Regions from separate parts of the Homo sapiens genome. Here all the other regions are linked to region 1. A link is a contact called in ENCODE Hi-C or POLR2A ChIA-PET data. All regions are on one chromosome and are shown on one strand. Each heading gives the region's core, a stretch centred on a gene start or an enhancer-like site at or near the end of the contact. The rest is flanking DNA. Distances are from core to core; before and after follow the strand shown. Region 1 holds the start of NRIP1 (nuclear receptor interacting protein 1). Region 2 holds the start of C21orf91 (chromosome 21 open reading frame 91). Region 3 holds the start of BTG3 (BTG anti-proliferation factor 3). Region 4 holds the start of CXADR (CXADR cell adhesion molecule).

Evidence for each region. A loop is a pair of places that touch in the nucleus more often than their neighbours do. ChIA-PET counts read pairs that join two places held with the same protein, here RNA polymerase II (POLR2A). Pooled maps may share reads with other maps.
Region 2: a loop to region 1 is called in a map of CD8-positive, alpha-beta T cell, with 6 times the contacts of the local background. The contact joins the promoter of C21orf91 here to the promoter of NRIP1 in region 1. A Hi-C loop is called at or near these places in 2 of 168 maps with a recorded cell type or tissue (CD8-positive, alpha-beta T cell and naive thymus-derived CD4-positive, alpha-beta T cell), 2 of 37 single-sample maps with no recorded cell type and 9 of 50 pooled maps.
Region 3: a loop to region 1 is called in a map of CD8-positive, alpha-beta T cell, with 12 times the contacts of the local background. The contact joins the promoter of BTG3 here to the promoter of NRIP1 in region 1. A Hi-C loop is called at or near these places in 6 of 168 maps with a recorded cell type or tissue (CD4-positive, alpha-beta memory T cell, CD8-positive, alpha-beta T cell, endothelial cell of umbilical vein and 2 more), 3 of 37 single-sample maps with no recorded cell type and 23 of 50 pooled maps. POLR2A ChIA-PET finds 5 or more read pairs at or near these places in 1 of 52 experiments (HEK293).
Region 4: a loop to region 1 is called in a map of CD4-positive, alpha-beta T cell, with 9 times the contacts of the local background. The contact joins the promoter of CXADR here to the promoter of NRIP1 in region 1. A Hi-C loop is called at or near these places in 2 of 168 maps with a recorded cell type or tissue (CD4-positive, alpha-beta T cell and naive thymus-derived CD4-positive, alpha-beta T cell) and 4 of 50 pooled maps. POLR2A ChIA-PET finds 5 or more read pairs at or near these places in 1 of 52 experiments (activated CD4-positive, alpha-beta T cell).

The regions. Positions count from the first base shown.
Region 1 is chr21:15,061,998-15,067,983 of GRCh38, reverse strand. NRIP1 (nuclear receptor interacting protein 1) reads left to right here and starts at 2,984. Exons shown (of 4, transcript NM_003489.4): 1 at 2,984-3,239. LINC02920 (long intergenic non-protein coding RNA 2920) reads right to left here and starts at 914. Exons shown (of 2, transcript NR_186411.1): 1 at 772-914; 2 at 147-449. RefSeq lists enhancers at 2,083-2,132, 4,583-4,632 and silencers at 2,463-2,642, 2,893-3,752.
Region 2 is chr21:17,815,987-17,821,972 of GRCh38, reverse strand. It overlaps C21orf91 (chromosome 21 open reading frame 91), which reads left to right and starts at 2,617. Exons shown (of 5, transcript NM_001100420.2): 1 at 2,617-2,670; 2 at 3,648-3,781. The coding sequence starts at 3,655. The region is part of intron 2 of LOC124900465 (a long non-coding RNA gene); the gene reads right to left. RefSeq lists an enhancer at 1,923-1,972 and a silencer at 2,223-3,002.
Region 3 is chr21:17,609,460-17,615,445 of GRCh38, reverse strand. BTG3 (BTG anti-proliferation factor 3) reads left to right here and starts at 2,545. Exons shown (of 5, transcript NM_006806.5): 1 at 2,545-2,747. BTG3-AS1 (BTG3 antisense RNA 1) reads right to left here and starts at 3,760. Exons shown (of 1, transcript NR_149073.1): 1 at 1,332-3,760. It also overlaps a transcript of CXADR not described here.
Region 4 is chr21:17,510,397-17,516,382 of GRCh38, reverse strand. CXADR (CXADR cell adhesion molecule) reads right to left here and starts at 3,340. Exons shown (of 7, transcript NM_001338.5): 1 at 3,211-3,340. The coding sequence starts at 3,253. RefSeq lists silencers at 3,170-3,709, 3,770-3,889.

The sequences.
Region 1 (5,986 bases), core at 1,735-4,234:
GGTGTTTAAGTATATAAACCCAACAGCATTGTTTTCACATCACAAATGATTCAAATGAGACTTGACTTCAAAGTACAAATTACCAAATAGGCATTCTTATATTACATATAATGCCCTAGTATCCTTGCAATGACTCTGTTAGCCAGGAAATTTAGGTATTGATTTACTTAAAAAAACAAAGAACAACAACAAACAAGTCTCCACATAATTAGCATGATTAAGTGAAAATGAATTCCACAAGAGGTGTGCAATTTACTTAACACTCATGCCACTATCAAAAGAGTTCAGGATTTCAGTGATTGGATTTTTGTGGGGTTGAGAAAACAGAATAAGAAGAAGTAGTGAGCAGCTTTGGGAAGTCACCTAACATACAGCAGTGGACTTTTTAACAACAATGTTGGAGGGCTGGAATATTCTCGGCTTGCTGGGCAATCTCCATGGTCCAAAACCTGGTTAAGAAGTAAGAGGAATGTATTTAAAAGATAGACTTGAGTAGTCCAAATATCTTTCCCAAAGTCTATGCACTAAGGTGTGTGTGCGCCCTACTCCTTGGTGAGCCCATTAGTCCCTTACCCAGAACCTATTAAGTTTACTTTAGACAGAATTGTGACAAGTGAGGCTATCTGGATTCCCAGTCCGCACTAGACTGGAAGTTACCCATCAGAAGATGAGGAGAATGTTAGTGGCAGCTATGCTAGTAACAGTAAGGACAATAGATTGTCAGTTAGTGAAGGGGGAGAGAGAGAAATTACAAAAGGCAGAGATAATCACTAAGTCATAGCATCCTAGAGTCCTTCGGTGCAGCGACTGATAGCTTTTGTACCTCCTGGGAGCATTCCTAACACCTAGAAAGAATATAGAATAGGAACTGGATATATTTACTGAATCCGCTACAACCTACTACAATAATTACTTTTAATAAAATTAACATTGAATTATCAAGAAAATGCTAAATGACGTTCAACAAACTGCTTAAGAGAAACATTTGCAATACATTGTAGAAAAATCTGTATAATGGTTAAAAATAATTTTCATAAAAAAAGTTTGACCCCCCACTAAGGGCCAAGCTCCAATTATGCTGGTCATCATTGAATTGAAACGGTTTGCTTTGTATCAATTCTGAATAAATGATGCACTAAAAAACAGCAGACTTTATTTTGCCTAGAGCAGATTTTGAATTGTGGTATATGCAAATAATATGGTATTATATTATATGAGGTTTAACTATATAAAATGGCAACAGATTGCATAGTTCAATCACTAGGGTGATGAAAAATAATTGTTTTAAAATGTGCCATTGCCACTAAGGAAAACATTGGCACTATGTGCCCGGCACTGTGCTGGGTGCTGAATTTATTAAGCATTAATTTGAAAAATTGCTTTCACTTTCAAGACTGTGACAGTATTCTAAAACTCTCATTCATATTGTTTAAAGGTTAAGTGAAATTTGCAATACACAATACAGCCATTACATAACAGGCACAGAATACAGTTTCATGACTTGGATAGTTTTTGTTTTTTAAGCGCATTAGCAACTTCATTTCCAAATGCTATCAAATTCTTCAGGATATGAAAACCTACATATAAGAATGGAGTGCCTCATCGGCTCATTTGTCTTATGTAATAAGTGTTTTAACACGGGCATGCCGTTTCAGAATTTCGGGTGAGACTAAGCTGTACTTTAGCTTTTTTGTGTCAAGCAAAAACAATTTCAGCAACAACACTCGCTTCCCCTGGTAATTTTTTTCATGGCGAATTACTAAATGCTAGATGCTCAAGTCAAAAAGAAACCTGACATCTGGGGAGGTGTTGAGGGGGTGTTAATAGTTCTAGTGAGATGTCTGGGGAGCGTTGAGGATACGATTTTTCAAACAGCAAATACAAGGATAAGGGGAAATTATGGTTTCGTATGACTCTCTCCTCCTTCCACTTTCTCGTTTCACCAATCTGTGGCCCCCCCAATTTAGAGGCGGGTTCAGTGAGATTAGGCTGCAGGAAACCGAGAGGCTCCACCGCGCTGCCGCCCCGGCCTCGTGATGTAATTGTTATTTCTTATTCGGAGACCGAACCGAGGAGAGCTGCTGAAGAAGTAGCAGCCCTGCTCCTTTTCCCTTGTCTTGTTGGGTCAGATCCTTCCCGGGGATGATGCAGATTGGCTGACAGACTCCGCTGGAGACTTCGCAGTGACAAAGCAGCCGAGGATTAACCCTGCTCCTGGGTCCTACGTCTGTCCAGGGAGCTGAGCGGGGCGCTCCTCAGGTCTCCTTCCTAGTTTTCCTCCCAGAGTCGCTCCACACGAGTGCTGGGCGCCTACTACGTGCTGGGCGTGGGGTCAAAGTGACCCAGAGTTCGCGCCCGTGCCCCCCAACATTAAAGCAGGACACACAGATTACAAGGAGATAGAAATTGGGGGTGGGTGGGTGAAAGGGGGCCCAGAGAGCGCGTGTTGTGGGGTGAAGGGGAGGAGGTAGACGCTTAAGGCAGGCGGGGACCCTGGAGCGTCTGGGGCGCCCCGGCCCCCAGGCTGTGCCCAAACGGGAGCATTCGGCCTGGGTCCCAAGAGCGCTTTCCCCGGTCCCCAGGAGGAGCTGTCCAGGCGCCTGCAGCGGTCGCGGGCGGCTGGACAGAGCTGGGAGCCCGGGGGACGGCCCGGGCGCGCCGTGCAGCCCCTCTCTCGGGGACGCGGTCCTCTCGCTGCCTCCGGGTCTTGCAGCCCCGTCTGGGACACCCGGAGAGCAGGCGAGAAGGAAATCCACGAAACAGAGGGGGTTCCGCAGCTCCTGTGAGCCGCCCGGATCCGCGCGGCTTCCTCCTGACCGGGTGACAATGGGAGGGAGGGGGAGAAAAGGGTTAAGAAACTTGGCTGAAGAGCTGAATGGCGTGGGGCGGCGAGGGGAGGGACTGGGCCGCGGCGGACTCGGCGGCGGAGGGAGGAGCGCGGCTGCGGGCGGGCGGTGAGCGAGGCGCTCAAAGTCAGCCTCGCAGACATTGCAGCAGAGCCCCGAACTCGGGAGGCGGCGGCGGAGGAGGCGGCGGCGAGGCGCAGGGACGACCCGGCCCCACGCCCGCCCGCCACCCGCGCGCGCCCGTCCGCCCGTGGCCTCGCGTCCGCCGCTGCGCCGTGAGCGCCGCTGGTCGGAGGGAAGAGCTCGCCGGGGCGCCGGGCCAGGACGGGGCGGCAGGCGCCTTCGCGGACCGAGCCTGACGGAGCCGGAGGCTGGGAGCCGCGGCGGCCTGGGGTGAGTGACGGCCGCGGCCAGGGCGCCAGGAGTAGCGGCCGCCGGCGCCGCCGGAAACGGCCCGGGAGCGCGGCCCGCGTCGGCTCTCGCTTGGCTGGCAGGGCCGCGGGGGCGTCGGGGCGGCGGGGAGGGCGCGTTTCCGGGGAAATCCTGCCTCTGCTGCCTGGTTCGAGTCTCCGGGTTCTCGCGGGGGGCCGGGGCGGCGGGCCGGCAAGTTGTGGAGTGGCCCCGGGTCGGCCCGCCCGTCCGTGCCAGTTCTGGGCAAGGGGGCGGCCGTCGCGTGGCCCCTGAGCGGGGCCGGACTCGGGGGGCCGGGTCGGGGTTGCCCCCGCTCGCTTGCCCTCTCGGTCCCGAACCCCGGGCACCGCTCGCCTCGCCGCTCTCCGTCCTGCTGTCCAGCCGGATCCTGGGCGGCGCCTTTCGCCTGGGTGCCTCCCTGCTCCTTGCTCGCTGGATACCCGGCTGGGAAAGTGAATAGGAAAAGGGACAGCTCGCCCGGCCCCCACCCGACCCCGGGCCGCTCTGCCCGCACTCGCGGTCCCCTCCCGATGGCGAGGCTCACGGACCCGAGGCCTCAGCCATCATTTTACCAGGAGCCAGGGGCCGGCCCCCATTTAGGGTGAGCCCGGTGGAAGTCCGGGAGGCTGCCTTTTCTCCCTTCTTCTGTGTCCACCTTATTACGATTGAATATTGTTTTATGAAGGTTTCCGTGGATGTATTCTGCAGACCCTCCCATCCCTTCCAAAGTAGTTTCCCAATTTTGATCAGGAGTTGGTGTTCAGTCAGAAGGAACAAAGGAACCAACTGTGTCTTAGAGGCGGACAGGCTGGGAGTCTGTGACACATGTTGATCTCTGAAGCATTCCAGGAGTTTCTACCTTTTATCACGTCAATAATTGGCTGCTGAAGGTAGTAAAAGAAGTACGGAATGATAAGCACTTTTGCGTTTTAAAAATATTTTTTAATGGCACATTTTACTTTGGGGAAAAAAGACGTTCTTAGGCACAAGGATTTTTAAAAACCCAGTTGGTGGAACTGAGTTGGAGTTTGTTTCTGGTATTGTAAATGATTACATGTGGGATTGTGAAGGAAATTGTGTCCTTAGAGGAAGAGAAGCCATCTGTAGGTGTCCATAGTAAAAATGGTTGTCGGGTTATATGTGATGAATGCTCTTTCTGTTTCTTGGGGGAATTTGTGAAGCAAGGGGCTTCGGTAATTCATTCTTTAAAGTTATGAATTGCATTGAACCTGCTTATTAGTGAATCATAGGTTTAGTAAGTGGGTGGCATTATTCAGTGTTTAATCATCAGTTTTCCACCTTTGTTGAAGAGACAGTGAAATAATAGACTTTTTAAACAAATGGTGTTTCATCTGCCTGGCCCCTAAGTGTCGGTTGCCGCCTGGAGTATGTTGAAGTGTTTTTCACCTTCCAAGTAAGTGAGTTGCTCTGGTTTTGCCCGGCAGTTCGGTAACGTCGATAGGGTTTATTTGGTTCAGGGAGCACTGGCTTCATCACCTACAGTAACTTTTTTTCTGCCTGGGCATAGTTCCTAGAGACAAAGAAGGAGAATCAATTAGTGGAGCGGCTACTGCCCTGCAGGTTGTAGGATTGGTTGTTCTAGTCTGTTTCATACTCTGGTGGAGAAAGACCTCTTTCCAAACTTACCTTTAAAAGTGCCCTAGGAGTGTGAGTAAAATATACATCAGAACATAACAGAAAAAAAAAAGGACTGTTCGTTGTTGATTTTATTCAAATGAGTTAGTTGAAAAACCAGGTTTAATGCCTGTGGGAAGTTAGTTGAAAACCAGGTTTAATGCCTCTTTTACATGCATTTCTAAACTCTGCAGAACTTGGATTTTGCTAATTTTAACACCCTAAAATATTGTTAACTTTGCACTAAAGAAGTGTGTGAAGAGACTAAAGGCTTTTCTGACTCTTGCAGTTATAAGTGCAAAACATCATGATAAAAAATAACCTATACCACCACCTAGAGTCTGTTTGTTAGTTTATTGCTCATGAAGTTTGCTTAAATTGACATGTCTGTTACAGTTCTGATATAGTCGAAAATGATTAAGAAGTACTAGCTTTCAAAAGCCCGTCCAAGAGAACAATTATTTAAGTAATAAATAGCAAGTGCCACTTTAAATTATCCGTGCCACCTTTAGAATTGAAAATTATGACATATCAAGTTGAGTGGGCTATTCTCCAAAAGATGTTAATTCAGAAGATTTTAAAACGGAGTTTTCAGTTTGTGCGCCAAGGCAGTTCTGATTGCTTAAAGACTTCTGCGTTGTTATCAGAGATTCAAGAAATCTTCCCAATCAGATGCCATTAGAACTTTTTGAAGTCCAGATGAAACAAAAGCAAAAATACAGGAGAGCATTACAACTACAGAAATTCTGGAAATTCAGAAGTTAAGAGAGAACGCAGCCCATGACAGAGTTGTGATTCAGAGATATGAAGAGTAAAATCAATGTGAATTAAAGTGATAATCTGTTTTGCTGGTAGTTTATATGTGGTAAAGCAGTCTATTAAATGAGAGACCTTAGGGAGGCAGCTTTGTTGCCATGTGGCTTATCACATTGTCCATGGAGGAAGTAATGTTCCTCCTTTAAGTGGTGTAGCCTGAGAGAAAGATGGCCTCCAAGATCTTTAATTAAATACCAGTTGAACAGAAAGAACTAGAGCACTGTATTAATTCTGTCAAACATCACTATTTTAGAACATTGAGGACAACTAAAAATGAA
Region 2 (5,986 bases), core at 1,368-3,867, 2.8 Mb before region 1:
GCTATGTTACATACATATTCAAAATATCCAAGAATTAGCGTGTGGACATCTTTTTCTCTTTTTTTTTTTTTTTGAGACAGAGTCTTACTCTGTCACCCAGGCTGGAGTGAAGTGGCACAATCTCAGCTCACACAACATCCACCTCTAGGACTCAAGCCAGTCTCCCACCTCAGCCTTCTGAGTAGATGGGACTACAGGCATGCACCACCCTGCCTGGCTAATTTTTGTGGGGTTTTTTGGTAGAGATGGGGTTTCACGATGTTGCCCAGGCTGGTCTCGAACACCTAGACACAAACGATCAGCCCACCACAGCCTCCCAAAGTGCTAAGATTACAGGTATGAGCCCCCATGCCCCACTGATCCCCAGCGTTGGAGGTGAAGCTTGGTTGGGGAGTGGAGAGCAAGGGGTTGGAGCTTAGTTATGGATCCCTGATGAATGGCTTGGTGCCATTCTCTAGGGTGTGAATCAATTCCCACTCTTAATTCCCAGTGGAACTCGTTTTTAAATAAAATAAAATAAAAAATAAAAAATAAATAAAGAGAGAGCAAGCTTGGAATTTCCTCCCCTCTCTCTCTTGCTCACTCTCAGGCCACATGATCTCTGCACATACTGGCTCTCCTTTGCCTCCTATCATGAATGGAATCAGCCTGAGGCCATCACCAGAAACAGATGCTGGCACCATGCTTCTTGTACAGCCTCCAGAACCATGAGCCAAATAAACCTGTTTTCTATATAAATTATCCAGCCTTGGGTATTCCTTTATAGGAACACAAACTGACTAAGACGAGCAGTGAAAAGAAACCACTGTTACAAAATACCATCGTGAATCTCAAAAACATGCTGCATGACAATAGCCAATCACAAATGAACACACACTGCTTAATTCTATGTATATGAATTCCTATAACAGACAAAACTAAAACACTTCGTCATATAAATTAGATCCCATGTTGAAGGAGCTTGACCAGAAAGGAACAGAAAGAAATGTCGGGGCTGTGGAAATGTTCTGTATCCTCACTGGGGTGGTGGTTACTCAAGTGTATGTATTTGCCAAAACTCATCAAATAATGCTTTTAAAATGGAAGCATTTTATTTCTGTAAATTATTCCTTGATTTTTTTTAAAAAGCCAACAACAAGAGAGAAGAGTTTTAAGAATAGCAAGTAAACAATGTGAAATGCCATAGGAAGGAAGACAATTCTGAGAAGTGAAAATAACTTGTTTCAATTTTTAAATTTTAGTGATTTTAGAACACTTTTATTGAATCACTTTAAAAGAGTCCTTTTTAAAAGAATGCTTTTTATTGAAAAGATGGGTAGAATCCAACATGCAAGGTATCTTAGTCGTAGTTACCTAGAATGAGAAATTCGAAGAGAAAAAGCACAGGCTTTTCATTTCAATTAGTGCATCTCAAACTTCGATGAACATAGGAATCTCCTGGCGGTCTTGTTAAAGTGCAAGTATTGATTTAGGAAATCTCGAGTGGGGCCTGAGATTCTACATTTCTAACAGGAAACCAAGTAATGTCAATGTTGTTTGTTCATCTACTACAATTTAGGTGGCAAGGACACAGATCGCTCCTGCGAGGCACAAATGCCATAACTGGAGTGCTAATTTGGCCCAGAAGTTTCCAAGATCTAGACAGTCCATTCCTAACCATCAGTTCAAGAATGCCTACATGTAGATTGACAGGCTAGCCCTCTTTCTATGTGAGTGCAACCAGAACACATACATATGATGCTGTAGAAAATAACATTGATCTTAGGTCAGTAGCCTTCGGTTCAAGTCCCAGCCTTTTTCTAACCAACTGTGATAACCTGGGTCAATTACTCGTAGGCTGCAACATGAGAGAACAGTTCCTGTTTCTCCTCTGTAGGTTACTGTGAGGACTACAATGGAAAATGTAAGTGAAAGTACTGCAAGAACCATACCCTAAAAAAAACAGAATAGCTTAAACAAAAGTCAAGCAAAGAATTTGAGAACCAAGCAGGACCTAAAAATAAGAGGTGGGGCTTCGGGATTTTTCCCGTGGGCGTTGAGGGATGTACCATATTGGGGGCAGGGGCGCCCCACAACAAATAATGTATTTGAAAAGATTCTGTATTTGAAATTATGCCTCTATCATGACACCTGAATATGAACTTTTCCTTCGTTAGATACTTCAACTGGCACTTAACTATAAGTTCAGTGACAGTATTCTGCTTCTTTCTCCTGAAGTCAAAGTGCCACCCACGCACCTCTCCCGTTCTGCCATCCACCCGCGGCTTTCCTACCCCCGCCGCCTGCGGCCCCCGCCCCGGGGCAGTAGTTTGCACTAGGCTGAAGGGAGAGGTGGAACGGATTCGTCTATCTACGCACCTCGAGGAGGGGTGTGTGAGGAGCTACGTTCCAGAGAACGGTAAGAAACTCCGGCCAGGAAACACGGGATCACAGGAGAACTCGAGGCGAAGGTGCGGCGTCGGTGCAGGAGCGGAGGGGCGGACCCACAGCAGCCCGGCGAGCGCGCAGGTGTGCCCGCGGCCGCGCCACCCTCCCCGCAGCCTTTACGGGATGGAGCCGGCGGGAGAGGGCGGGGCCAGGCGCGCGGCGGCCGCCTCTGCTGCGGCCGGAAACAATAGTGGAGGAACCCGAGCCGCACGGAACGGCGGTGGTGGCCCGCGGAGCCGGACGGTAAAGACCCCGCAGCCCTGCTCCCATCCCACCTGAGCCCCGACCCCCAGTCCCATCGTTCCGCCTCCTTCGAGTTCCGAGCCCCGTGGCCCCTCGCGCTGCTGCGCGCCAGGCGCCCCGACGGACAGACCGACGGAAAGACGGACTTGGGTCCGCGACTCCCTGGGGGCGGCCGCGCGCCCCCAACGCCGAAGGCCGGGCCAGGACCCGGCTCCCCGAGACGCTGAGGCTGGGCGGACCGGCCGCCGTGGCCCTCGGACGCTTTCTTCCCTCTGGGAGGAATCCCGGAGCGATGGGACGAGGCTCTCCCGCCCGCCGGGCTCCAGGATGCCGCGGCTCTCCCAGCTCCGGCTTGGGCCCCTCCGGCGGTGCCCGGCCGGTACCGTGAAGCCGCCGCTCGGCCTTCGGTGTAGTTGCCCCGGACACGGCGGGACGCCCTCCCCGGGTATTCGGTACCCACGTGCATTTTGCTGCCGCCGATCTCCGTTCGATGCGAAGCTTCGCAACTCCGAGTTCGCGAGGCGCATCTGAGGTTCCCCCAATGAAGTTAGCAAAGCAGTGTCCCGTGCAGGTCGTTTTTCCTGTTTCTCACAGCGTTAACTAGGTTGACAGAACCTGGTAGCTGAAAAGGCCTCGCTGCTAAGCCCTCTGATTATTCGAGGTTGGGGGACGAAGGAGGAGGACTAGAATGCCGGCAAATCTCTTTCCTTCAGGTGCCACTAACCCAATCAACTATAGGACAAAAAAGACACGGACATAGTGTCACCTATGGCCTGGCTTTAAGTTTTACTAGCTTTGTGTCTTTCCACAGGAAAAGTGCAATGTTGGAGTGCAAGTATGGCGATGCTTGTTTGATGGAGCTTTTGCTTTAAATGAGCTGAACAGCATCCTTATTTCCTAGAAGTTCCCAGTAAAGGGAACTACCCCAAAGGCAGGTTCATGAAATTGTGTAACTTTCCTTTTCTGTTTCTTAATAGGGGCACTATGAACGAAGAGGAGCAGTTTGTAAACATTGATTTGAATGATGACAACATTTGCAGTGTTTGTAAACTGGGAACAGACAAAGAAACACTCTCCTTCTGCCACATTTGTTTTGAGCTAAATATTGAGGGTAAGGACACAGTATAGTTTTGATCTTATGGAATGAATTTAACACAGCTGCTTTGTACTGATTGTAAGGTAAAACTAAAATGTCTTCAATGATTGGAAATTGTGCTAAGTATGAATAGTGTAGAGATTTGTTAAAGATAAGGTTTCTGGAAATGAAGGTGCAGTTAACAGAGTTACGAATTTAAGAGAAATCTTTTTTTTTTAAAGACCCCTGCAACAACCCCATTTTTCCTAATACAGAAATAAGTATGAGTGTTGACTGGGAAACGTGTTTTCTGGTTTGAGAGCTTATTGAATTGTCAGATTTTAACAGACCTGTGTGTTTTTTATATTAAGAAGTAACATAACAATTTTTTTATTCTTTCGAGCCTATTATGCAAGTATTTGAGTGAGATGAGCCCGAACTCTTTTCTCACCAGTATGATCTTATTATCTGGAAAAATACTTTAAAATTTTTAGATTAACCTCTTTTCAGTGATCACACACACTGTTGGTAATTTTTAAAACCTGAAAAGGTTTTTAAAATTTTTTTAATAATGTCCCTAAGATATATGAAGAAAAATTCTCCAAATCCAAAAAGAAACCCCAAAAAAAAGCCCTATTGGAAGGATTTATTTGGGTTGGTGCAGTTAGTGTTGTCATATTACAATTGATTTTTGGTTTAGATATTTATGAGTCATACTAAAAAAAACCTTAATATTCCTGCAAAAAAAATTTGGCCTGTAATTTGAGTTTTGAGTTGTAACATATCAGTAGAGAGACTTTATTAAACCTCTAGATTTTGGACAGTTTCAAAATAGTTCTTTCCTTTTTTCTGTATTATATATTTGAAATTTTTCATGATCTTTATTTTCTGTTTACTAAGTATGGGGTATGAAATGTTCTTATTGTTTAAAAAAATATAGTGGGGGATTATATACCTTGAAATTCCTGTTAGGACTTGTTATTCAGAAATTATTATGGTCACCAAACAGTATGTGATGGAAGATTATGGATTTCTTGTGGATTACATAGAATATCTATAACTTCAGCTTTAATAAATGTAGTGATTATAGCTAATTTCAAAAGATGACATAACAGGAACAGTGGTGTGTTCCTACAATCTCAGCTACTCCAGAGGTTAAGGTGAGAGGATTGCTTGAGCCTAGGAGTTCAAGTCCAGTTTGGGCAACATAGCAAGACCCCATCTCTAAAAAATTAAATAAAAATAAAAGGATATCTTAAAAATAAGTTTCTTTTACAGTACTTAAATCATGCTGGGGTGAAAATCCAAATTTATGTTCTTTGGAAATAGAGTTGGCTTGTATATTGTTGATACATTGTAGAATTTTAATTTTAGATGAGTAAAGACATTAGAAATTATCTAGTCCAAACCCTGTATTTTACATTTAAGGAAACAGCCAAAAAGTTGGACTGCCCAGGGTTGCTGTAGTGGTGATGGCAAGCTGTTGTTATGTGCCAGGCACTGTGCTAAACCCCTTATGTGGATTATCTTATTTAACTCAAGATAGCTTTGGAATGACTACTGTCATTTTCTATTTTAAATGTGATAGAACTGAACCTTGGCGACCTAAGAAATACAGTTTGAAGTCACACAGCTCATAACTGTTGGTCCTGGACTTTAAAGCCTGGCAGTCTGGTTCTAGTATATGTGATCTTAATACCATTGATCTACTGTCAATAGTTATTTTATAGCAATAGGGCTGATGTTCTAATCCTAATTGGTTATCCTTGCTATTCTCTCAGCCAGCTTTTTCTAACCAGTGTTTGCTGGCAAATCATCATTAATGGAGTTCATGCCATGATCGAATTTTTCCACAGAACCCTAAATTTTCGTAATTGCTTTTCTAGCTTTTTAAAATAAGCCTTTTAACTGGTTCTCAGTCATTATATAGAGAATATACAAATATTACCTTAGGTACCATCTCTTAACATTTCAGCTCTGATAATATCTCAGCATGTAAGCATGGAATAAGTCCTTTGTTTTTGAAATCATAGTTCCCTTCAGTGTAAAAGACAATTCTCAATTTGAATTAGAACTATTTCGTTTAATATTCTATGTATATTCAAGGTTTTATATATTAAAATCCCAATTTAATCTTTGTAAGAAAAATTAGAGTCAAATAATTTCTTCTCTATCTGGTGTCATTTCTCAGCTCTCACAAATACGCATTTTCATTTTCACTACAGTGATCAGCTAGTGTAT
Region 3 (5,986 bases), core at 1,296-3,795, 2.5 Mb before region 1:
CAGACATCCACTGGGGATCCTGGAACATATCCTACCGTGGATAAGGGGGAACTACTGTAATTATTTACATCAGCTCTGCTCCTGTCTTATTCCAGGATGCTATAACAGAATACTATAGACTGTGTGGCTTAAACAACAGAAATTTCTCACAGTTTGGAGGTAGGGAAGTTAAAGATCAAGGTACCAGCAGATCCAGTGTCTGGTGAAGGTATGCTTTCTGGTTTGCTGTCTTCTCCCTATATCCTCACTTGGCAAGAGAGCAGACAGAGTGATCATCTCTCTCATGTTTCCACTTACAAGGGCACTAATTCCATTCATGAAGGTTCCACCCTCATGACCTAAGTGTCTCCCAAAGGCCCCACCTCCAAATACCATCACATTGGGGATTTAGTCTCCAACATACGAATATTGCGAGGGACACAAACATTTAGTTTATAGCAGCTCTCCTCTTTCAGTCCCATAAAGAGGAGGGCTCTGCCTTGCCATACCAATTCATTTGTGATTTTGTGATTCCAACTCACAAGGAAAGAGAGCTGGGGCAAAGCATCTGAAGCACACAAGAGTAGGGCAAGTTTTGAAAGAGACATAAAAACAAATACTGTGTGTGCAAGGGAAGTGGATGAGAGAAAAAGTGTTTAAGAGACATTGTTTGCTATGTGTCTATTTCACAGTGTTCAGCTATGAGAATTTTTTTTTCTTTTTTTAGACAGAGTCTTGCTCTGTCACCCAGGCTGGAGTGCCATGATGTTATCATAGCTCACTGCAGCCTCAATTTCCTGGGCTCAGGTGATCCTCTCACCCCAGCCTTCAGAGTATCTGAGACTACAGCTGCATGCAACCACACCTGGCTAATTTGTGTATTTTTTGTAGAGATTGGGTTTCATGATGTTGGCCAGGTTGGTCTTGAACTCCTGGAGTCAAATGATCCTCTCTCCTTGACCTCCCAAAGTACTGGATTACAGGCATGAGCTACAGTGCCCAGCCTGAGAATTTTTTAAAAGTCATTTTGAAATTGGGTTTCAGGTTCTTGCCTGTATTTTTTGAATATGGTACTGCTCTAAGACTGGAAAATGTGGACCACAGATTTATAAATACTACACAAAATACTAATCCTAAACTATAGAAATTTCTGGACAAATTTTGAGTAATGTGGGTGGTTACCTAGCTATTTTATGAAACTGCAGAATTAAAGGCCTTTATCTGTAAAAATAACCTCATCAGATTGTTATGATTTTAAAATAAAAACACCTTCACACCTCCTAGAAGACTCCAAGGTGTAAATATCCTCTTTAAATGTACCAGTAAGTAGACTAAGTCCTAGAAGAGTATAATTTTTTTTTTTTACAAATAAAGTTTATTGTACTGTTTGGGGGATGGTATATTTATTACTGCTAAAAAAATTACCATTTTGAATTGCTAATTGGCTATAACAAAGATCAGTAATACAAATTTAAAACATTCATAAAACTGAGCTGAAAACATGCTCCCAAGCCTAGTGGGCAGTAAGGAATCTGGCCAATATACTGTACAACTTGAACATTCAGTTCTTAAGTAGTTTACAACATGGTTTAGCCCTCTTTTAATAATAATAATAAAAAGGTAGGAATATCTTGTATTCCTCCCGCTAGTTGGATGTATTAAAGTGCTTTCACAAAACTAAGACCATGGTGTTAACTCAATATAAAAGGTTGAAAAGATGTTCCTTCTTTTCTTCAGAAAGTTAATGTTCCCTCTCCATATTTGTATTTGCTCAAAGATGAAGCTTTGCATCTGGGAAGTCCTTGAGTAGAGTGTCTCAGAAATAGAAAGCCTGGACTCTCAAGGCTTCATTCCTTTGGCCAACATCTTTGGAGCCTCTCCTTTATGCAAAACACAGTGGCCGGTGCCAGGGCAGCACACAAGCGTCCACAGGAGGCAGGCCCTGCTGTGAGGGGCCAGGGAAGGGCCCAACTAGGAGTGCCAACAACCGCCTAAAATACAGCAGGGCGGCTGCACGGTTAACGTGCGTGTAATTGACTACAGCAAGAAGGATGAGGATCTGTCCATAAATGCCAAGTTCCCCTTCCCGTCGAGTCCGTGTCCCCCATGAAGCCCCGGGTCTAGAGAGCTGGGTCTAGAACTCGCCATTCCGCCCTGAGGGTGTCAAGTGCAGCGTGGAGAGACCTGAGGGGGAAACAAAAAGGCCGAGACAGCCGAAAGGACCAAGCCCGCGCGACCCCCGAAGGCGCTGACGCACGTAGGGCGGCCGGGCGGGGGTCCCACAGGCCTTCAGCGCCGCTTTTTGCCGGGGAGGGAAGCCCGCGGTTCTGCGGACCGCGCCGTCGCGGTCGAGGGTCTGCGCCAGGCTCAGGGTAGGGCGAGGGTGTGTCGCCTCCCGTGCGGCTAGGCCCGGGGCTCGGGGGTGGCCTCGCGGCGAAGCCCCGCCCCCGGCACCGCCCCTCAGGCGCGCGAGCCGATCCCGCGCGCGCCAACCCTTTCCCGGGTCATCGCCCCTCCCCTCTTCCGGGCCGCGAGCCCCCTGCGCGCCGCTTTGGGGCTGCGCTCACTCGTGTGCGCGCTCGTCCGCCCGCCAGTCCTCTCAACGCGCGCTTGGCCGCCCGACGACGCGGGAGCCGCACGCGCCGGACGAGGCTCGCTGCGCTCCCTGTTGCCCAGCGCGGGCCCGTTGAGGCGGAGCCCTCAGTTCCCGGCCAGGACACGGTCTGGGCCGCCGAATCTCCGGCCGAAGAGCGGCGGCGGCAGCGGCGGTGAGGAGACCGGGCCGGGGAAAGGCAGACATGGCGGGGCTGTGGGTATCGGGGGAGGGTGGTCCCGTCGCCCCTGCGGCCACGTCGAAGGCTCGCTGGCGGGCGGCGCACCGGGGACAGGGGAGGGGCAGGGGATGGAACCAGGTTGCATGGGCTCCGGCTCGGCGCCAGAGCGGGGCTGCGGGCCGCGAGGGCGGCCCGCGAGGCTTTCCGCGGGACCCTCGGCGGGCGCCTGAGGAAAAAGACGCCGCCTCAGGGCTCCTGCCACGTTTCCCACAGCGCGTTACATTCCGCCTCCGGGTGGGCGACAACCCCGCGGCTTCCCACCCTCTGTCCACCCCCTTCGCGTCGGTGTTTTTTCTGGAGCTCCGCTTGTTTGCTGGAGAGTCGCGCCTCCGGGAAGCCGGGTCCTCGAACCCAGGGCCGCCCGCCGGGGACAGCGGACCCGCGGGGCAGGCGCACCCTGGCGAGGATGTTGTCGGGGAGGCTGGGCATTGGGCGCCAGGGCCCTTCCCCTTGAACTTGGGGAAAACCGGGATTGCAGAAGTTGGGCGCAGCTCAAGGCGGTTCTTTCAAGAGCGGGTGGAGATGTTTGATCCCTCCTCACCTACCTCTCTCAAAACCCCAGCGGGAGAGCCTAGCAGCAGGTTTCGATGGCTTCAGAAAGTCCAACTCTTAGCCCCTTGGAAAATTATTTCCCCTCTTCATGGCTTTGTGGCGCCGCTGAGGTCGGGCCGGGGCTCCTCACCCCACGGGCCAGTCTTCTCGCGCCCTCCACCTTGGGAACGTCTATCAGGAGAAAAATGTGTTCCTAGAAACGTTTGCGATTAGCTTTTCGTTACAAGGGAGGGAAAAGTACAAAAGTTATAAACTCCTGCGAGGCCGAGCTTGATTCTGGATTCCCTTTGGGTTTTATCCACGCAGCCGTGAGCAGAGGAGCCTTGTGGAACAAAGTAGAACTTGAGGAGCAGCCGCCGCGGTGACGAGGTCCCAGGATGACGTCACCGTGCGATATTTAAAATGGGAGCCTTTTGCTCTGAGTGTGGGTGGAGGACGCCTACTTACTCAAGACGCCTGAGGTCTTCTTGGCCCTGCTTGCCTCTGGTGGTTCTTGCCCTGACTGTAACTCTCCCTCTTTCACCTTTTGGTACTCCTAGAATACTGGTGGGAGTGGGCTTATTTTTCAGCTGTTCGAGCTATCATTTCTTCAAACGGGGAAAACAAAAGTCCAAATGAGTCATCTTGTGTTACAACCAAAAGCAACCACTAAGTGGTTCTTTCCTTCTTTTCTATTTTTTTATATGAAGCAGAGCAAACAGAAACAAATCCAGAACTCAGATATGTGGCACATAGTTGGCAAATGTAATGAATGAGGAGAAAGATCTAGTTAAAAGATTCAGTACATTTCTTTAGTGTGGTTCCTTGTTTGCTTTGCTGGAGTGGAGGCTAATGTAGTTCCATCAGCAAAACTTTCTTCCCAACCCGTATATTAAATTGCCTTGGGTTTTCTTTTCCATCGTATCGTGGTGGAATATAAACGTAGCTTTACAAAGTGGAAATGGCTTACATTTTTCAGGAGGAGGCTGCACAGCAGTCGTGGTGGGCTGGGGTTATGTATACGTGTACACTCGTGTGTGGACCCATGCCCGGTGCCTGCTAGCTGGCTGTAGAAGGTGAATTTCTCATTCTAGGGTTCTGGGAGGAAGATTTGTGTGCCTTCCCCTCCATCAGGCTATCTGCGGCTGCCAGCACACCTCTCAGATAACTGTGTAGAATTTATTTCACAGTGAGGTTCCTTGTTTGAATTTGCACTTGGAATAAAGGAGTCATATTCTGAAGAGAGACTGAAAGAGCAGTTTGAGAAAAGAAAGCTAACAATCAGCTTTATTTTTTTGGAAATGTGGGAACACAAACTACTGCTAGGTTAGTTGTTTTTATGCTAAACATAGCAGAGGCTGTATGTTTTTAATACGTAATTGGCTCCCAAAAAGGTGATGTTGCTTACTAAAGGCAGCATCTTAATAACTCCAGGTTACAGCAGCCAGATGAATGAGCTCACTGAGTAGAGACAACATACATCAAAACAATCTTAGGACAAGGGTTTGCCCTTAAGGATTAATCAATGATAAATCAGATATACCATTTTTAAAGTCCTTTGAGGCAATCCAAAATGTAGCTAAATCTCTGATTATTTCTTTTAGTTTGTTTTTCTGCGGGTGACCTGAATTTCCATTTCTTAAATATGTCCTGATAGATCCACTAGTTTTTGTGTCTCTTAACTTGTGGATAAATGTATCTCTCTTCCTGAAAGAGTACTTTCGGAAAGTCAATGCTGAAATTTTTTATGTAGAACAGTTTTGGGATTTAATTTATATACCATGCAATTCACCCATTTAAAATGTACAGTTCAATGGTTTTAGTATATTCACAAAGTTGTACAACCATTACTATAGTGAAATTTAGTAAATATTTTTATCACCTCAAAAAGTAACCCTGTACTTATTAGCAATGCTCCTTTTCTTGGTTTCCCACTTCCCCGTAGGCCACTAATCTGTCTTCTGTCTATATAGATTTGCTTATTCTGGATATTTCATATCAATGGAATCGTACAATATGTGGTCATTTGTGACTGGCTTCTTTCCCTTAGTGTGATGTATTCAAGGTTCACCCATGTTGTAGCTTATATTAGTACTCATTCGTTTTAACTGCTGAATAATATTCCATTACATGTATATACCACAGTATTTGTCCATTCCTTAATTGGTAAACATATAGATTGTTTTTACTTTTTAGCTATTATGAATACTGCTGTGGGCATTTCTGTGTTCAAGGTTCACCCATATTGTAGCTTGTATTAGTACTCATTCCTTTTCATTGCTGAATAATATTCCATACGTGTGTATAACACAGTATTTGTCCATTCTTTAGTTGGTAAACATATTGTTTTCACTTTTTAGCTATTATGAATACTGCTATGGGCATTTCTGTACAAGGTTTTGGTGTGGACATATGTTTTCATTTCTCTTGGGCAAATAGAAGTAGAATTGGCCGTGTCATATGATAACTCTGTGTTTAACCTTTCTAGGAACTGCCGAACTTTTCTGTTATAAAATAGCTCTACAGTTCTAGATTTTAAAGTAGACTTTTTTTATGTTTTAAAGTTCAAATCATTTCACAGAATTTTAAACTTAGATTATTGCAGCTAAATATTGACACACACAGTAACATCTATGTCGTAT
Region 4 (5,986 bases), core at 2,091-4,590, 2.4 Mb before region 1:
AGTATTTGACACACAGTCAAACCAACAGTAGGTTCTTAATAAATGACAGATGACCAGTGGTAGTAAGAGAAAGTGGCTGCTGTAGGGACAGAAGAGCATAGTGTGATGAGAACACAGATTCAAGAGCAAATCTGTGATCTTCACAAGTTAATTATATAACGACTCTGTGCCTCTGTTTCTCTATTTGTACAACAGGGATAAGTATAATAAATACCCTCTCGGGTTGCTTGGTGGATTGAATATATAGGTATGTAAAGCCCTTAGAACAGTATCTGGCATTTCATAACTGATCAAGGGTTTAATTTTACTACTACTGCTACTGCCACTGCTTACTACTGCTGCTACTACTGATTACTAGTAGTATGACTCACTAGTAGGCAGCCAATAAAAATGCATCGAAAGGAGTCCCATCTGCAGCCAGAGTATACCACAAAACTGTTTCAGAGCTGGAGGAATATCTATCACTGACGGTATAATCTGAATGAGTCTTTCCCTTGTTTTGCTAAAGTAGGAGTCAATCATGTTAACAGTGAACTTGAGTTAATAACAATGCCTTTTTTTTTGTTTATTTGTTTCAGAGACGGAGTCTAGCTCTGTCGCCCAGGCTGGAATGCAGTGGCGCGATGTGGGCTCACTGCAAGCTACGCCTCCCGGGTTCACGCCATTCTCCTGCCTCAGCCTCAGCTGGTACTACAGGCGCCTGCCACCAGGCTCGGCTAATTTTTTTGTATTTTTAGTAGGGACGGGGTTTCACCGTGTTAGCCAGGATGGTCTCGATCTCCTAACCTCATGATCTGCCCGCCTCGGCCTCCCAAAGTGCTGGGATTACAGGCGTGAGCCACCGCGCCCGGCCCATACCAATGCATTTCTAAATGGTCAGAAATATCTGAAGAAATAAAGCCATTCATCAATTAGTATGTCTTCTTTTTTTTTTTGAGACAGAGTCTCACTCTGTCGCCCAGGCTCGAGAGCAGCGTCATGATCTTAGACCTCATGAGCTTAGACCTCCCAGGCTCCGGCAAACCTCCCATCTCAGCCTCCCGCGTAGCTGGGACTATGACAAGCATCACTGCACCTAGCTAGTTCTTTTTGGGTTTTATTTTGTTGTATTTTTTGTAGAAATGCGGTCTCGCCATGTTGCCCAGGCTGGTCTCAAACTCCTACACTCAAATGACCCTCCCGTCTCAACCTCCCAAATTGCTGGGATTACAAGCACCGTGCCTGGCCTCAGCTGTTCTTAAACTGAAAAACTGGAATAAAGATAGTTGCCTTGTTTAGCTGAGACACTGGCCCTTCGAGTAGATGTTCACTGTACCCGTGTATACCTTATGAGCACAATGACTCTCTGCATCAAAATATTATTTCTTAGAATTGTGCCTATCAAAGTGAGGCATTCCAAAAAAAAAAAATTAAATCCAATTATCTAAATATTCCCGTTAAAACAACAACAACTAGTTCCTGCCAGGCATGGTGGCTCACGCTTGTAATCCCAGGACTCTGGGAGGCTGAGGGAGGCGGATCACCTGAGGTCGGGAGTTTGAGACCAGCCTGACCAACATGGTTTCTACTAAAAATAAAAAAGTTAGCCGGGCATGGTGGGGGGTGCCTGTAATCCCAGCTACTCAGGAGGCTGAGGCAGGAGAATCGCTTAAACGCGGGGGGCGGAGGTTGTGGTGAGCCAAGATCACGCCATTGCACTCCAGCCTGTGCAACAAGAGCGAAACTCCATTTAAAAAAAAAAAAAAGTTCCTCCACATAATTTATGTTCTTCCACTTTTCTGCTTTAGATGTGGTCTAAAACTATTTTTTTTTTTTTTCCCAGAGAACACACTGTGTTCTCAACTTCATCTTCAGGTTCGGCCTAGACAAAAAAAAGAAAAAAAAGAAAGAAAGGTGGGAATGTACCTGTAAACTGGTTCTATGACCCTTCATCTTCTCCGGAAGGCTTACTTTGGACATTTCAGCCCGCCAAGTCTAAATGATATATATCAAAAAGGTGGAGGTAGTGCTATAGGCTCAGATCGAAGATTAGACTTGCTAATAGAATGTTGATCCCATGAGTAATGCTCACAGCTGTGGCATCCAACAATGGAATTAACATTTCAACAGGAAGCAGAGAGCCATCCCAACAGAAAGGGCCACTAGATCCTGCTTCAGAGCACCTAACAACAAAAAATTACCCTTCCAGAGGCTATACTAAGTGCGCCTCCTAGGATCCCACCTACGGATTTTTAAAAATGAATTATTTGGTTATAAAACGCAGCAAGTGCTTAGTTTGACAAACAAGATCAGTTGGTTAAAACACCGACATGGAAAATCCGTTTTTTAAAGTGTCAAAATGATTACGCCTCCTAATGGTCCACGCATTTTTCACATGCCTTTTTTCCCCTCCCAGAGAAAGGAGCAGTCGACAAACGCACTTGGCAAATCCTCTAGCAATTACCCTGTACAACTCAGCCCGTCTTATCTCCAAAATGAACGACTCATTACAAACTCAAAAACGAGGTCACTGAATTCTCCTTTGCACTTCGCCCAAGGACTGCAGAAACCAATGCTACATTTTTGCAGGAACCCACTTTTGATTTTCCACGGTCTCCTTCACAATGCGCGTCTGGTTAGCAGCTCCTGCCTGGGCGAGCTGCTTCCAGGAGACTAACACCGTCCAGGCTGGCGTTCGCTCAGCGCCTCTTTCCTAGAGGTAGCCTGGCCGATCCGAGGCACCGGGCAGCTCCATGTCCATTGAATAATGGCGTTTGCAATTCAGCCTCCCCGCCTGGGCGACTCGACACCTGAAAACTCGCCGCCCAAGGTTTTTGAAATCGGGTAACGCTGGAGAGAACCGACACGAAGGCTGACAAGGGAGACGGCGAGAGCAAAGAAAGGCAAGCCCGCACCGGGGCAGAGAATGCTATGGGAGAGCTGCGAGGCGCACCCGACACGCCGCGCCCGAGCCCCTCCGCCTCCACCCCCCGCCGAGGGCTCCGTCCCCGGGCACTCCGCGCGCCCTGCGCGGCTCCCTACGGGACGGCTCCAGGAGCGCCCGGCCCAGCAAAAGCGCCCCTGTGCAATTCTGCCCGCCCCGCCGCCCCTGCAGCAGCGCCCCCAAATCGCGCCCGCCCCCTCCCCCACGCCCCATTGTTCCTGGGTGGCCGCGGGCAGCGAGCGCCCCCGGGCTGGGCGGGTGCTGAGGACCCCATGGCCCCTACTCACCCACTACTCCGCACAGGAGCACGAAGCACAGCAGGAGCGCCATGGTGGCTGCCGTGCCGTGGGCGGCGGCTGCAGGTAGGCGGCTCTCGCTCCTGGTCCCAGGCTCCCCGCGCCTCGCGCGCTCCCGACTGGCTCGCGGCGGCGGCGGCACCTCTGCACCCTCCGCCCCTCCTCCCAGCCCCCGCTCGGCAGGTGAACTCGCGTCACTTCCGGCAGCGGCCCGGGCCGGGCTGCGAGCGCCGGCTTCTCCAGCCGCGTGGGGTTGCCTTGGCAACCGGGCGAGGCGCTCTTCTGTCCCCGGGACCCTCCCGGCGCCGAACTCTCAGCCTCCCGGCGCGCGGCGTCGTAGGTCGCGGGCGGCCGCCTCCCACGCCGCAAGCCTGCGCAGGGGTCCCCGCCTCCATCCCTTAAGCTAAACCAGGGTTTTGCGCGCGGGGGTGGGGCAGCCCGTCTCCCACATACTGAAATTGCGTTGGCGCCCTCCTTTAAGGCGAGGCACGGGACACTCCCAGGGGCCGCCACTAGGGCGGCTCCTACCCTCCGCCCCGCCTGCACCCACCCGTCCCACCCCTCGCGGTTTGCCCCAGGGGCAGGTTCTCTGACCTCATGCTCACGGGATGCGACCTGTGCAGCCCCTGGCCTTCGCTCTCTTAACGAGCCGCTCTGGCTGACATAAAAAGCGCGAGAGGGCTTTTCTCCATCTCTGGTAGGGATAGAGCCCCTCTGCAGCTACCGATTTGGGAAATACCTGAGGTTTTTTCCACTTGCACAGAAAGGCTATTCTAGCCCTGAAGCTGGCTAGTAAGACGCTATAGTCCCAGCTACTCCGGAGGCTGAGGTAGGCAGACAACTATTATCCAATATTAGTGAGTGAGCTTTGAAAGTGGGGCTCAGTAGTTGTGGTTGAAGGCGTCAGTTGGAGTGTGGGGTCGGGGAATTGGAGATCTTGAAAGTTGTTGTCGGCTGCTCTTCCAGATAACGTTTATTTATAACTACATAGAGACTTTGTAGTGCCGCGACAGTTCCATAACAGAAATGAATTGAAGAAGAGGAGCGGTGGGTAAGAGCTTATTCCGCGGAGTGGGGCAGTAACTGGGCAGGTTTCATAGAAATGGCACCTACTTCGGGGTTGCTATGAAAGTTAAATGAGATAATGCACAAAAAATGCTTGGCACCCTGCCTGGCACGTAGTTTTAATTAGCTTCCACTTACTGAGTTCTTGCTTACAGGGTTCCTGCTTATGTAGTCTATAAGCTTACATAGTTTGTAAGTTCCTGCTTACTATCTAGACTAAGCAGGAACCCCCGTAAGCAGAATTCAGTAAGTGGAAGCTAATAAAACTAATATTGGAAAATTCTTATTATGCATTGAACCAGAAAAGAGAAGGGGCAAAGAAATCAGGTATCAAGAAGACCAGAATTGCGCAACTGCAGTTTAGCCTGGTGAGTTGCAATTCTGGCTGCACATGAAAATTACTTGGAGAATGTTTTAAAAATACTAGTGCCTGGCTGGGCGCGGTGACTCACGCCTGTAATCCCAGCACTTTGGGGGCCCAGGCGGGCGGATCATGAGGTCAGGAGATCGAGACCATCCTGGCTAACACGGTGAAACCCTGTCTCTACTAAAAATACAAAAAATTAGCCAGGCGTGGTTGCAGGCGCCTGTAGTCCCAGCGACTCGGGAGGCTGAGGCAGGAGAATGGCGTGAACCCCGGGAGGGGGAGCTTGCAGTGAGCCGAGATTGCGCCACTGCACTCCAGCCTGGGCGACACAGCGAGACTCCGTCTCAAAAAAAAAAAAAATATATCTATCTATCTATCTATCTATATATGTATATATATACTAGTACCTGAGCCTTACTCAAGTGATTCCAATTTAATTTGATTTAAGGGGAATCCTGCTTTACGGCAGCCCAATAAATGACAGATGACCAGTGGTAGTAAGAGGAAGTGGCTTTGCAAAATCATACCATCTGATTGTAAAGTTCTGCCAAAGCTTTTACAAACTAATAAGAGTTCAATACAGACGTAAGACAACATGAGTAACGGCTAGGGACTTCCCATTTGAGCAAACAGGAATTCTACTGGATATAATTGCGTGTAAATAATATTTGGAATTTAAATTTTTACTCACCACACTAAATGAAATCAAGCAGAGAAGAGCAAGTATTGAAGTTGTTCATCTGTTTAACAGTGTTCTACGAGAACTTTTCTATACTCGCTCTGTCGCCCAGGCTGGAGTTCAGTGACCCCATCTCGGCTCACTGCAACCTCCGCCTCCAAGGTTCAAGCGATTCTTCTGCTTCAGCTTCCCGAGTACCTGGGACTACAGGCGCGCGCCACCACGCCCGGCTAATTTTTGTATTTTTAGTAGAGACGGGGTTTCACCATATGGGCCAGGCTGGTCTCGAACTCCCAGCATGTTGGGAGGCAGAGGTGGACGATCGCCTGAGCCCAGGCGTTCGAGACCAGCCTGGGCAACATGGCAAGACCCCCCATATCTACTAAAAATAAAAAATGAGCCGGATGTGATGGCGCGCAGTGCCTGTAGTCCCAGCTACTCCGGAGGCTGAGGTAGGAGGACAAATATTATCCAATATTAGTTTTGTTATCTTCCACTTACTATGTGCAGGAACCCGGTAAGCAGGATCTCAGTAAGTGGAGCTAATAAAGTGAGCCCAGGAGGCAGAGGTTGCAGAGAGCCTTGATCCAAGAAGGAGAAGGAAGCAGAAAGAAGAAGAAAAGGAGGAGGAGGAGGAGGAAGAATTACCCAAAAGG